2 separate regions of the Homo sapiens genome follow, and region 2 is linked to region 1. A link is a contact called in ENCODE Hi-C or POLR2A ChIA-PET data. All regions are on one chromosome and are shown on one strand. The core of a region is the stretch at or near the end of the contact, and the rest is flanking DNA. Distances in the headings are between cores, read along the strand shown. Region 1 holds the start of MIR22HG (MIR22 host gene). Region 2 overlaps MYO1C (myosin IC).

Evidence for each region. Hi-C counts contacts between places; a loop is a spot of excess contacts on that map. ChIA-PET counts read pairs that join two places held with the same protein, here RNA polymerase II (POLR2A). Pooled maps may share reads with other maps.
Region 2: a loop to region 1 is called in a pooled map, with 4 times the contacts of the local background. The contact joins the enhancer-like site here to the promoter of MIR22HG in region 1. A Hi-C loop is called at or near these places in 2 of 168 maps with a recorded cell type or tissue (PC-9 and ascending aorta), 8 of 37 single-sample maps with no recorded cell type and 18 of 50 pooled maps. POLR2A ChIA-PET finds 5 or more read pairs at or near these places in 5 of 52 experiments (A549, AG04450, MCF 10A and 2 more).

What each region holds. Positions count from the first base shown.
Region 1 is chr17:1,714,686-1,719,137 of GRCh38, forward strand. MIR22HG (MIR22 host gene) reads right to left here and starts at 1,525. Exons shown (of 3, transcript NR_028505.2): 1 at 1,445-1,525. It also overlaps a transcript of WDR81 not described here. RefSeq lists an enhancer at 1,672-2,313.
Region 2 is chr17:1,472,316-1,476,676 of GRCh38, forward strand. It overlaps MYO1C (myosin IC), which reads right to left. Exons shown (of 32, transcript NM_001080779.2): 15 at 2,623-2,717; 16 at 2,497-2,543; 17 at 2,295-2,375. Among named protein-coding and RNA genes, the nearest start is that of MYO1C, 18 kb to the right of the region's middle. RefSeq lists a silencer at 1,617-1,706 and enhancers at 2,517-2,646, 2,797-2,866. Within about 2 kb of position 1,661, at least 2 of the 41 ENCODE cell types and tissues checked have a DNase peak (open chromatin) inside an H3K27ac peak, as active enhancers do.

The DNA of each region.
Region 1 (4,452 bases), core at 275-2,774:
GCTTGCGCATTCCGGGTACATCTGGTATGAATTCCAGGCTGTCTGCCGGCCCCTCCATGTCTGAACTTTGTTCCAAGTTCCAAGCCCCGCCCCCACAGTTCCAACGCATGAATCAGCAGGAAAAGCCGGGCCCTGCAGCATGGCCCAGGGAGGGGGCTGGGGGCGTGGCAGGCTCGGGGGATGTGAGCTGGGGAGGGCGGGTCCGTGCTGACACTCAGTCCAAGGGCATGGCCCACGCCAGGCTGAGGGGCCAAGGCGGTCTTGCCTTGGAATTTCTATACTCAGAGGGTAAGAAAGATTGGGGGATACGGGGTGCGGTTCAAATTCCGAAACCCTCTTGGGAGGCATGAACTTTGTGTATCTTCCTTCCCCTGGGTGACCAGTCCAACTCCGTCCGACCTTCCTCTGTCTGAGATAGCTCTGTTCAACCCAGAGGACTCAGCAGCTGCTGAGAGTCTGTGCCAAGCAGGTGCCCTTGGCTGCAGGGCGGGGTGGGCCCAGGGCACTGACCCTCTGACCAGCTGCTCCATCAACCCTCTGGCACTCTGACAGCTCCTAGCCCAATCTGACAGCCAGGATGACAGGCCAAAGGAGTTGGAGGCTGGAACCAGGGCCGGAGGGAGGTGGGGGTGACAGCCTCGCCGGAGGCCATGGGGAGGGGCCAAGAGTTGGCCGAGAGGTGGGGAGAGAGGCAGCCCAGTGATGACTAACCCAGGCGCCCCACCCAGCCAGCCGGCTTCCCAGGCAGTCAGGGCCAGGCCTGGGCTAGGGGCCTCACAATCGGACAGGCTGGGGGGAGGTGCAGAGGTGACCTTCTCTCGGCCCAAGACGGCCAGTTAGTCTGGGGAGCGGGGGTTAGAGTTTCCAGGCCCTCCTCTTGCCCTCTTCCCCCCGCCCAACCACGGTGAAACCCTAACCTTTGGGTTGCATAAGGCCCCGGCACCGCCGCCCCCTACTCCTCTCCCCTCCCCCCTTACATAACATCCCCTGGAGAGAACGAGAGGAGGGGCCGGCCCGCCCAGCGACCCCTTCCCTGCCAGGGCGCTGAACTGGCCCTGACCCAGTGAACGCCGGCAGAGGCAAAGCACCTCCTCGCCGCCCGCTCGGGGGGTCCAGACCCTCCCCAGGCTAGATGGCCGGCCCCTGTATCCTCAGACCGGGGGCCGCCGGGTGAGCCGCCCCCGGCCCTCCGGCCCCTCGGCTCTCCCCCCGCCCCCCGCCACTCCGCCAGCCCTTCCGCCACGACTCCCGTCCCAGACTCTTTCCTCGTAGCTCCTGACACACTAACCCGGCCAGTCCAGGCCCCTCTCCCCGAGGCGCCCCTGCCCCCGCCGCCCCTTCTCCTCCCGGAAGGGCTGGGTGTGGCCGCCCGGACCCCACTTTCACCCTCCATCCCGTTACCGCGGCTCCCCGCTGCGTGACCGGGTCGCCAGCTCACACCCACCTGGTGCTGGGTGTGGGGGTTGCTGCACGAGGGGGAGCAAATCACTGCGTCCGCTCCCCACGGCCGGCGGCGCTGTCTCTTCTCGGCACCCAGCACACACCGGCTCCAGGCTCCGATCAGCTGGCGGCGTCGTGACGCACGAGCTGCGAATGCACGGCCCGGGGCCAATCACCGCCCACTGCTGGGCAACGTGGCCCCGCCCACCCGGGGGCCGACGGGGCCTCGCCCTGGTCCCGCCTCTCCGGGCGCCCTGGCTCTGATTGGCAAGGAGGCCACCCTTTTGCCGGGCGGAATTGCACGAAGCCACGCCCACCCACTGAGGAGCCGGCCAATAGACGGACAGGTGTGGCCCAGCCCTCCGCGTCAGCGACCCGCTTAGAAAAGCGCTACGTCAAACGAGAGTCCTAAAGAGCAGGCGAAAGCCACGGCGTCTGCGTTTGCAATGCATGCTGGTCCGTGTAGTTCTCAGCCTGACACCGTCGTTCCCAGAACCCAGCGCGCTCTGTGAGTTGGCATTTTTAAACTGAGCTCGGAATCCAGCCCGGGGAAGTCCTTAAAGGGCGACAGCCCCTCCTTGTTGGAGTCGTGAGTGCTTCTTTTAGACATTCCCCAAACTGACTCGCCGGCCTCTGCGGGACGCTATAGCTCTTTAAGGAAAGGTGGAGCGGACCAAGGAGCAGGAGTGGGCAGAGCGTCAGCCCCCAGGGCAGCAGAGACTGCCGTTGGAGAGCTCTCCAGGGTTTTTGGAGGAGGGAGGGTGCTCGCCTCGCCCAGCCCACTCCTCCTGGGGGCTCTTCCTAACCACAGGAGGCTTTTTTTCTTGGATGTCTCTTCCCAGTCCCAGAAGAGCCCCCAGAGCCTCCCAAGAGGTAGCTTTCTAACAAAAGATTCATAGCACAGTCCTCACCTTAGGGTAGAGGGAGGGCTTCTGGTCAGAAATTAGGGGATGGGCCATGCCAAAGTGCAAAGGGTCAGCAATCGCATCCTCTGATTAACCCCCATTCAGTCCCGCCCTCCAAAGCTCTTCACTGACTCAGGCCTACTTAGGGAAGAGATTCGAAGGTGGAGACCAATGAGCAGGCTGCTCCTTCCCCAGGGGCCAATCAGAGTCTAGATGAGCGGGGGATGGGCAAAAAGTGAAATGAACCCAGTGACTTGGCAAAAGCTGCTGGTCGGCGTTTTTAAAGGGGCAAGCCGGAGACCTGCCCTACCTTATCAATCCCCGCAAGTCCCCCAAAGAGGAACATGTGGACTGAAATCCATGCCTTTTCCTTCAGCTCCAAATAGGGGCTGAGGGTAACTAAGCAGGAATGATGAGGCTGGAGGGTGAGATCCTTCCTTCTGTTAAATACGCACTCCATCAGGTAATTGATAAGGTTCACTTGGAGCTCCAAAATTCTGAGCCTGCGTTCAGGACATTGCGCCTTTAAGGAAACTTCCTGCCTTGCGCCCCAGTAACAGCTGATTGTTGGAAAGTGTGACCTCTGGGGACGAATCAGCTGTTACCACATCCTCCTCCTTGCTTACCCTCCTCCATCCCCTTATCCACTCCCATGGGTGGTGAAGGAAAGAACGTGGGGGATGTGATTGTATGATCTTTCTTTTCCCCCATCACTCCAAGACTGTCTCCCCCAACCCCAACCCCGCTCTGCTCCTTAGTTCTTCAGAGGCTCTGGGCTTGGAAAGAGAGGTATTTCCTGTTAGCACAGTAAATTCAGACTCTGTGGTCTAGACCCTCCCTGGTCTAGGGGAAGGCCAGTACTGGGGAGGTCCAGAATGGTGGCTGGCGCTGGGGAGGGTACAGTGAACCCGAGGACCAAGCCTGGGGAGGAGGAATGGCTATGGGAAGCAAACTTGGGGTTCAGAACGCTGCTTCTCAGGCCAGCCGCCCCCTACTTCCTACTCAAGTTGCCCTATTCCTCCATGGACAGGTGTCTGCTGATGGGATCCTCCTGCTTTTGCCCATTTACTCCACCTCCTTATTTATTTTTTTTTTTTCTGTTTTTGAGACAGAGTCTCGCTCTGTTGCCCAGGCTGGAGTGCAGTGGCGCGATCTCGGCTCACTGCAACCTCCACCTCCCGGGTTCAAGCGATTCTCCTCCTTCAGCCTCCTGAGTAGCTGGGATTACAGGCGTGCGCTACCACTCCCAGCTAATTTTTGTATTTTTAGTAGAGATGGTGTTTTGCCATGTGGGCCAGGCTGGTCTCGAACTCCTCACCTCAGGTGATCCACCCGCCTCGGTCTCCCAAAGTGCTAGGATTATAGGCGTGTGAGCCACCGCGCCCGGCCGCATTCACTCCACTTCTAACTGTTCTCAGCTGCCACCTGGTCCCTGGGCCGCTCCATTTTTGGCTTTTGGCGGTGCCCTGCCCACATGGCCACCCCCCATAGCAAGGGTCCTAATTGCTCAAGGACTGCAGGTGGGACACGTTGGCCCCAGAAGCCAGCGTCTTTGGCTGGGAAGTGCTGGGAAGACCCAGGTAAATATTTTGCCTCGATCCTGAGTTGGGAGTCAGGGTCACTCCAGGACAAGCTTAGTGTGAAGTCCTAGGACTGACTTGGCAAGGCGTGGAGAAATTGAGCAGGGCCCTGGCCAAGCATGGAAGGAAGTGAAGCCTCACCAGTGGCCCCTATTCTCCATTATCCTGAGCATAGAAATCCCATCCCTTTCCCACTCACGGCCCTTGGGGTGACCCTTTTCCATTTTGTTCTGAACACTGACCCCACCCCCTAGGTCAAAAGCACAGGCTTCGAGTCCAGGGTTTCGCCACCTCAGCACCCACTGGCATTTTAAGTAGAATAATTTCTTGTGGGAGGGCTACCGGGTGCACAATAGGACATCCACGTGGTCCCTGGCCTCTGTCCTAGATGTCAGTGGCAACACCCACCCACCCCCAGCTCCCAGTTTTGACAACCAAAAGTATCTCCAGACGTTACCAAATGTCTCCTAGGGGCCAAAATCTCCTCCAACTGAGAACTACTGTGTTAGGCACACTTAGATTCAAAT
Region 2 (4,361 bases), core at 411-2,910, 240 kb before region 1:
GACGCGCGCAGCAGCCTCTGATTCTGCCTGGTCCTTACTCCTCCCACCACAGCTTCCTCGCAGCAGAGGAGGGGGCCAGACTCCACCCCTTACCCCTCTGGCTGGGCGAGAGACCTCAGTCTACGAGCCTCACTCCAGCCTAAAACTCCTGCTCAGGTCTCCCAGCAACCTCAGTGCTACACCTCCCTTTAGTGGCCCTTCTTTTTCTTTCTAGAACTTCAGGGCTGCGTTCCTAAACAGCATGTCCCATGCTACGCATTCAGCTAGTATCTGGGTATGCTGCTCTGCGGGACCTGGAAGGATCTCAGGCCTGGCGGAGGAGCACGCTCCTTGGCAAAGACTCACAATCCCGGTGTTCCGAGAGTAGCAGGTGTATGCCTGTGGGTTCTGAGAGCCCCACAAAGGGACAATTCATCCAGTCTGAGGGTTAGGGGGCACCAGGTGACGTCTTCTGGAAATGACGCTCTGCTGAGCTTTAAAGGATAAGGAGGAGGGGCGGGTGAAGTGGCTACAGGGAAGGACTGAGGGGGAGCTGCTAAGTACTCCGGCAAGATCCAGTGGCTGGACAAGGGAGACAAGGAGAGAAAAGAACGAGGGGGCCGGAGCCGGGCGCGGTGGCTCACGCCTGTCATCCCAGCACTTTGGGAGGCCGAGGCGGGCGGATCACCTGAGGTCAGGAGTTTAAGACTAGCCTGGCCAACATGGTGAAACCCCATCTCTACAAAAATAAAAAAATTAGCCGGGCACGATGGCGGGTACCTGTAATCCCAGCTACTCGTGAGTGTGAAGTGGGAGAATGGCGTGAGCCCAGGAGGCAGAGGTTGCAGTGAGCCGAGATCGCGCCACTGCACTCCAGCCTGGGTGACAGAGCGAGACTCCGTCTCAAAAACAAAAACAAAAACAAAAAAGGGGATGACACCCAGGTTTCTGGCCTGGGGGACTGGGTCAAAGAAGGAGAAAGCCTGGAGGGGCAGACCAAGGGCCCGTTTGTTATAGACCAGTGGGATCTAGGGTGCCCTGGGGCCACCTAGGGGAAGAGGATGAGATACACGAGTCTGTGGCTTGCTGGAGAGGCCTGGGCGGGAGGGTGTGTAGGCATCCTCAGCAGGGAGACGCTAGGGCCGGGAGGATGTGGTGCTTCGGGAGAGGGTGGGGTGGACGGCAGCAGCGGGCAGGGGCACAGTGAGCCACACCCTGGGCAGCATGTCGCCTGCATGCCCTCCCTGCCAGGCAGTCTGGCTTCCACCTCCCTATGGACTCACTGACCTCACTCTTCTGGGGCTCCCCTGACCCTCTTTTTGCCAAGCCCAACAGCCGTACCTCCGCCTTCAGCTCGCTGGAGCCCTCCCTGCATCTGGCACCCTGGCCATGCCTGCCTTTCCCCCGGTCCTTCTCCTTGATGCCATCGCTTTCCTGCTCACCTCATGGCCTTTTTAGACTCTCTGTGTCTGGACTGGGCCCTCACTATAGGTTCATCTGACATTCCCAAGTCATCTCCAATGCTTCCTCCTCCAGGGAGCCTCCCCAACCCCTCACCCCTTCCGCCCCGTCAGGCCGTTTGCTGTTCCCTCTTCTAAGTTTGCAAAGCACCCTGTGCACATGTTGCTGCAGGCACACCCACTCATTGTGGTACCTCAGTGCCTGGCAGTGTCTGCTATAAATGTCTGCTGAGTGGGTAGACACATGACAGCAACCGCACAGAGGCAGCTGTCAACATATGGGCACCCACAGAGACAGACGTACACAAGGATTCCCCTACAGACACAGCCCACACTGAAGACACACGACTCCACTATAGACACAGCACACACACACAAGTAGGCAAACAGGGACAGGCGTGGTGGCTCACACCGGTAATCCTAACACTTTGGGAGGCCGAGGCAGGTGGATCACCCGAGGTCAGGAGTTTGAGACCAGCCAGGCCAACATGGTGAAACCCCATCTCTACTTAAAATACAAAAAATTAGCCGGGCATGGTGGCAGGCGCCTGTAATCCCAGCTACTCAGGAGACTGAGGCAGGAGAATCGCTTGAACCAGGGAGGTGGAGGTTGCAGTGAGCCCAGATTGCGCCACTGCACTCCAGCCTGGGCAACAGAGCGAGACCCTGTCTCAAAAAAAAAAAAAAAAAAAAAAAGTAGGCAAAGAGGCACCTAAGGCAGCCCCCTACAGACACCTGCAGATGTGCACGGGCTCACACGCGTTCACACGCACGCTGCCAGCTCCCAGGCTCACACAGGCCCTCATGCACACTCAGGCGCATGCACCCCTGCGCCCGGTCCCGCCACCTCCTCACCGTCTCTGGCCGCTTCTTGTCACTGAGCTCGCTCCGGTCAAAGCACTGGCTCATAATGGGATTCTTTGAGCTACACATGGTCTGTGTGGGCAGAGCCGGGGTCAGGGTGGGGCACAGGGACAGGCAGGACAGGCTCCTGGACACAGGTGCAGAGCTGTGGGCTATCCCCACCCCCACCCCGGCCTCCCCACGTCCTCCTCACCTCCTTAAGGTTCCGGAAGAGAAGGTCATTGTTTTTGTCCAGAAACCCTGGGAGGGGAGAACCGACGTGAGGTGAGACAGAGCCTCCCCGCAGGCCCCTGTGGGGACACAGCCCCAGGATCCTCACCGGTCACGCTGTAGGTCACCTCCCCCGCATAGTGCAGAAGGCGGAATTCCCCTCGGCCCAGAGATTTCCTGGTCCGCTGGTCAGCCAGCTTGTGCCTGGGGGTGACAGGGAGGAAGCTGCAGATGGCTGCCGGCCTGAGCCAAGCCCTCTGCCTGCTGAAAGGGCCTCAGGAGCAGGAACCAGCTGCCCAGGTGCACCCCAGGCCGGGCACAGTGGCTCACGGCTGTAATCCCAGCAGTTGGGGAGGCCGAGGTGGGTAGATCACAAAGTCAGTACTTCGAGACCAGCTTGGTCAATATGGTGAAACCCCATCTCTACCAAAAATACAAAAATTAGCCAGGCGTGGTGGTGGGCGCCTGTAGTCCCAGCTACTCAGGAGGCTGACAAAGGAGAATCGCTTGAACCTGGGAGGCAGAGGTTGCAGTGAGCCGAGATGGTGCCACTACACTCCAAAAAAAAAAGAGCAGGTGCACCCCCAGGGCTGGGTCACTGAGGCAGGCCAGGCAGGGCCAGTGGCCTCCCTGATCAGAGCGGACCATGGAGGCTCAGAGAGGTAGATGGCCTTGGCCAGGGCCACACAGTGCCAGGACCGGGACCTGGGCCTCCTGACGGCCAGGGTACGCTGCAGGGAGGGAAACTCTCGTTGCTTCGGCCGCTGCGGGCTCTGCTCAGAAGGGGTGGTGAGCTGCGCACTACTTTTCAGAATGGAATCTGCTGCCCCAAGAGAGCACTTAAGTCTTAGGCGTGTTTATACCCTTTCACCCATTTGCTTTTAAGAACTATTTCAAGCAGCTAACCAGAGACACGGACAAAGATTGAAGGCACGGAGATGTTTGTGGCAGCCTTGTGATTCCAGCAGAAACCTGGGAGGCTGGCCAGGGGCCCCGAAGGGCTGGGTGAGAGAGGGGAGTATCTGTGGGTCAGAACCGCTCCAGGAAGTGTTCTGAGGAAAATGTTGTTTGATGATACGGGAAAATGTGCAGGATATTTACCCTGAGCCTTATACACAAGTTCTCGACTACGAAAAAAAATGCATAGAAAAAGGCAGGAGGGAAATGCCTCACACAGTTAACAGCCATGGCCTTTGGGCGACGGGATCACAGGTGGCTTTTGCGCACATTCCAACTTTGCTGTAATAAGCAATATTATTTTTATAATCAGGAACAAGTTTTTAGTATTTATTATTTAATGAATCAGGCAGCCCCTAAACCCGAATAGATTCAGAGAGACTCCTAGAAACAAGTCTTTTTTTTTTTTTTGAGACGGAGTCTCACTCTGTCATCCAGGCTGGAGTGCAGTGGCACCATCTCAGCTCACTGCAAGCTCCGCCCCCCAGGTTCAAGCAATTCTCCTAGCTCCCAAGTAGCTGGAATTATAGGTGCCCACTACCACGCCTGACTAATTTTTGTAGTTTTAATAGAGATAGGGTTTCACCATGTTGGCCAGGCTGGTCTTGAATTCCTGACCTCAGGTGATCTCTGCCCACCTAGGCCTCCCACAGTGTCGGGATGACAGGCGTGAGCCACCACGCCCATCCAGAAACAAATTTTCAATATATTATTATGCAAAAAATACTCATGGCTTTGGCATTCAACAGCCCTGGCACTGACCCCAGCTCGGCAACCCAGATGAGAGCTAATTTTGGGGAAATGACTTCGCCTCTTGGAGTCTCAGTGAGAAAACACCAAGAACCCCTCAAGGAGCAGCTGCAGGTGAAGCGACGACATGCACAGCATGCA